Linked DNA regions of Homo sapiens: region 1 is linked to region 2. Evidence: read pairs that join two places in POLR2A ChIA-PET (ENCODE). Cell type or tissue: Panc1. All regions are shown on one strand.

What was found. ChIA-PET counts read pairs that join two places held together with the same protein. Peaks named below come from ENCODE experiments on the same cell type or tissue, not always from the same donor. Only the 100,000 strongest peaks of a DNase experiment are listed, where the experiment ranks them.
Region 1: POLR2A ChIA-PET joins it to region 2 with 5 read pairs; 2 of 35 experiments call an interaction of 5 or more read pairs at or near these places.

What each region holds. Positions count from the first base shown.
Region 1 is chr3:150,313,548-150,316,047 of GRCh38, reverse strand. All of the region lies in intron 1 of LINC01214 (long intergenic non-protein coding RNA 1214), which reads left to right. All of the region lies in intron 1 of LOC107986141 (a long non-coding RNA gene), which reads right to left. Among named protein-coding and RNA genes, the nearest start is that of LINC01214, 8.9 kb to the left of the region's middle. In Panc1, no CTCF peak of the experiment used is centred here; no DNase peak of the experiment used is centred here; H3K27ac peaks cover 2,225 bases.
Region 2 is chr3:150,177,046-150,179,545 of GRCh38, reverse strand. No RefSeq gene overlaps it. Among named protein-coding and RNA genes, the nearest start is that of LINC01213, 60 kb to the left of the region's middle. In Panc1, no CTCF peak of the experiment used is centred here; a DNase peak (open chromatin) is centred at 1,396; H3K27ac peaks cover 506 bases.

The sequences.
Region 1 (2,500 bases), 140 kb before region 2:
AGTTCTCAGGCAAAATGAGAACTGGTAGGACTGGTAAGAACAGAGCATCAGGTGGGTGGGCAGCATAAGATGTGTGTGCTAGAAAGAGGAGAGGGGAGGATATGCATGTCAGCAACGACTATTTGCCACATTCTCTGAGGCTGGCAGCAGCTCTGGAGCAAGACATTCTGAGTTACTGGGGCAACAAAAACTGGGTTGGTAAAGCAAAGCCACAAGTAGTTCTTAAATTTCATTTAAGCCTCAGAATCAAGCCTCTTATTAAACTGCTAAACTGGGTCAGTTTACAAATAACATTGGACTGGTCTCAACCACCTCATTAATTCTCTTCTAGTTTATGTCACAGAAACTAGTCTATGCCTTCTCACCTGTCTGTAGGATGATCCCCTGGTTAACTGAATATAGTCTATGTGTTTTTCTCTAGAAGATATATGTCCTGAGGTGAAATCCCAAATCATAAGACACCCATAATTTACCATTATAAGAAAACAAAGAGCTCAATTACAATGACAATAATAATAGTTAACATTCATGGAGTGCTTATGGCTAACTACTGTGCTGAGTGTTTGTACACATTGCATAATTCAATACGGAAAACATCCACTTTGAAATATAGACTAGTAGTTATTATCCTTATTATAAAGTTGAGGAACCTGAGTGATAAAGAAGTTAAGGAGCTTGCCCATGGTCACATCGCTAGTAATGGCAGTAACCAAGATGTTTGGCTCCCATAAGGAAAACCTAACCAAACCTAAGGAAATCGTAACCCTTAATATACTCAAGGAGCAGGCTAGATCCACTTATTTATTGTAGCTTCTTTTTCTTCTCTTTATCCATGAATATAAACTATTTCTGAACATCACCCTGGAAAGATAGCTTTGAGTTGCATGCCTCCTGTGCATATGGTATACACATTAAACTGTATATACCTAGTAACAGAATAACATGAAAGACTGGACCCAGCAGCCTGCTTGGCATACTGCAGTCTTTGAGCCCCCTTGCGGGACCCCCAAAGCAGATTTAGTGCTTCTGGGAAAGAACTGTCCCCTCTCAATCACAGAGTTCAGTTGAAACACTGTGAGTATGTAATCCGTGACACATAGTGAGGGAGGAAACCAGTATTTATCTATGGGGTTCAGCCCCCAGTGATAAGGGACAATATGAATGGGACTTTTTCTTTCCTCATGGTTGGCAGAGGCCCAGTCAAGCTGCCATCAGCTCCTCCAACGGCCAGAGGCTTAAAGGAACTTCTGAGTCTAAAAAAAAAACAGCAAAGCAAAGGAAAAAAAAAAAAAGAAAAAGCTAGGTCACCCAACAGGTAGAGCAGGGCAGGTGACAGGTGACAGGCTACACGCCCTGCTGCTGGGACTGTGTTCACAGCCTGGCTCTAGCAGTCCTTTTGCTAGGGCTGTGAATTTTTCTCTGACAGCTTAATACTTTTGGGTGGGACAAAAAAGTGTTAATGTAGTGTAATTTTCAATCCATTTAAAGGGGCTTAATTCAGAATGCTCCCTCCCATTCTTTTGGCTAGGACGCCTGTGGGTCAGCATTTGAGATACAGTTAGATTTGATCCAGCTGAGCAGGGAGTACCTTGCAGCCAGCTAGTGATCTGGAAAATGTTTATGACACCTTGTCAAGTGAAAACAACAGCATATAAAACAGCAGTACACTTGAAATATGCACAGAAAAATATTAGAAGGATAGATACCGCCAAGTTAACAGTGGTTACCTCTAGATGGTGGAATATGGGGGGTTTCTCTTTCATTTTATTCTTCATTCAGATATCATTTGAGTGGTTTCCATGACTGAGGCATAACAGATTCTTACAAGTATTTTCTTTTGTGTTTTAAAACACTTATGCTATACGAACATCTGTTTCTTTTGTAATAAGAAAAGAGCTATTTTTCAAAGACTACCTCATATCTCTAACAAAAATTTTTACCTCTTTAGAAGACAACCCAGTGCACAAAAATCCTCAACTTAAAAACAAGTAAACTATGATGTGACCATTCATTTTACAAATAGATTCGCCACGTGGTTATTTTTAATAGAGTGCTCCCTTGCCCTCCATATCTGATTCAGTTTTCAATAATTTGCCTCCATAACAAGGGAAATGTAAATTCAAACTTTGTAAATTAGGATAAAATTATTTACACACCCTTTGGTTTAGCTTTTTAATCCAGGTTGGAACCAATAAATGAGAAAAGTAAACTATGGTGATGGAACGCCCTTGCCCACAAAATAGGGATATGCGTGTAGCAGAGACGGCCTCTTGCCCATTGACATCTCTATCAGGCCTGGTGAGCTGGATCTGCTGCAGGGATTCTGCTGCTCCTGCCTCTAACCTCACCCCTTCTCCCTCTCCAACAAGCCTTGCTGCTTTCTGTCATTCATAAGTGCCTTGGCTGTGATGGGGACCAGTGGATGGTGAGGCATGTGAGAAAAGGGGAATGATGCTCTGCAGCCGGGTGCATGGCCTAGTGTTAGTGCTCAAAGAACAGA
Region 2 (2,500 bases):
TCTGGTTTCCACGCTGCAGATGCCCACATGAGCCTTGAAAAATCTAGCTGGGGAGGAGGTGGAAGATCCTGTGGGCTGGCTGGTAAAGGAAGAAATGAGAAGGGGACCTTTTTTTCCCTTAATGTTCCTACAGTTGGACCAAATCACCATAATTTGAGACAGAGAGAGAGAGAATTATCACTATTAGGTGAAGAGTGTGGAACATCTAAAAGCTTAAGACAACAACCTTATTTTTATATTCTATAGTCTAGAGACACACATTGACCACCTTCGTAGCTCTTTAGAGATCCCCAAGAATGGAATTCTTATCTAATCATTCCCACTTTTTTTTCCTCTTGCTTTTGCTTTCTGGCCAAACTCCTGGTGTGACTAAAGGAACAAGATTTTCCAGCTATATGTATGCATGTATATACCATTTTAATTATATATATATATATATGAAATATGGGATTATTTTCTACATTTGCTAAAGACAAAGTAGAAGTCAGGCTATAAAAACTTAGTTTGATTTCTAAAATTTAGAGTTTTAGAGGTAAATGAAATCCTAGAGATTATCCAATCCAACCAGGCCTTTTGTAGGGGATAAAGTTGAAACTCAGAGAGACAAGTACATACTTGTTAGGTAGGATTCTATCCATGGTGGCCTCAGTGATAGGCCCCTCAGATCTCTCTTAAAGCAGAAAGATCATTGCTCTGCCACTGGGAGGGCAGTTGGCAGACAACTTTCAACTGTCAGCCTCGTTAGGGTTTGCCTCAGCTGCAGAGAGTAGCCTCACCCAGGATCAGGCGCTTCCTGGGGCAGCCCATATACAACAACTGATTGAGAGTATAAAGGCCCAACATTTTGACTTAATGAGGGACACCTTTATTGGCCTTTTTGTCTCCCAAGCTCCCTGTGGGGTTGGCTGAGGCTATCAGGCAGTCAGTGGGCCTGCTTTGTGGCTTGACTTCTCCCTGTGCTTTCCTCCCTAACCCCCACCCAGTGTTGATCGCAAGAGCACTACTCAATAAACTTCTTACACACTAACTTTTATCTTAGAGAGTGCTTCCCAAGGAACCCAACCTGGAATAAGAACCAAAATAAAAATTGTGTCTCCTAGCTCCTGCTAAAATGTTCGTGCTAGAAGTACGTGTGTGTGTGTGTGTGTGTGTGTGTCTGTGGGTGTGTCTGTGGGTGTATACGTGTTCATGTGTTTGGATGACTATGTGTCTGCATGCATTCTCTGTCTCCCTACTTCCTAAGAAACTTCCCATTTTGGGGGTGGGACTATAGCTCTTATTTTTCTCCATCATGCACTGCCAGGCTTTTGCCTCTCTAGCAAGATGGTGCTCATCTGGTCTAAATGAATGATTCATGTTGCTTAGCTCAGCTTGTACAAGATTAATAGCAAACTCACATCCTAGCAGTGAATGAGTGACTCATTGAGAAAGCAAAGATCACAAGAAGAGAACTGTAAGGATCCCTGTAGTCTTCTAGCTCATCTACTGATAGTGACCCCCAGAAAACCACTGGATGGTCACCCTCGTTATAGCCAGAGTACTCTATCAGACATCATAAAAAATGCTATATATTTTTATGTTTTCCCCACCTCTACCTCCTTCATGCTTTTGAAATTGCCTGTCCTCTATGAGCTAAGGCAACAGTAGGAAAGCCATCACTCCTTTGTGCCATCTCAGCTACCAGCCTCTCTCCTGGTTCCTTAGCTGCCCCTTGCCTCACCCCAAACAAGCTTGACTATGAGTCAAGGACAATTGCCCCCACACCCCACCAGCTAACCCTGGGCAATACTTCTTCCTTTTTCTTTATACCTTTCCCGTTTCACTGAGTATCTTTGACTAGCTGAATGATCTCGGATAGCTTGCTTAAGTTCTCTCACCCTCAGTGTCCTCATCTGGAAATGTGAATCATGGTACTACCTTGCAGGGTTGCTGTGAGGGCTGAACAAGATCATGGTGTGAAAGGTCAGGGCCCAAAGCTTTGGCCACAGTGGACATCCAACTCCCACAGCTCTTCCTTACTGGCAAGGAGTCTCCTGATCCAGTCTGTCTATGCTGTTAAACTTCCTTTCTCAAACACTGTCCTACCCTCTTCCATACACCTCCTCTTAGCAAAGGAAGAATAACATTCATAATGCTTTCTCCATTTTCCTAAGTTCAGAAGAAATGCCCAGGTTATATGATCAACTGGAAAATAAACATACGTGTACAGCGCATTACTTCAATAAGACCCAAACTTATCCAAAATTCTGTTGTTCTTAAGGGCATCTGTATCCATTATGCACATGTAAAATAGCTGCACATTTTAAAAATATTCTCACAAATTTGAAAGGGAATTCTAAATGTATACCACATTTTTAACCACTTTGCTGATTACTTAGGTATTTTCACCTCTCTCTGCCCTTGCTGTTTATTTCCCATGAACATTACATCGTAGGCGTATTGACACACAGACGTTTTAAAGTCTTCTCATTTTAAGCCATTCTTCCTTGAAGATTTCTCA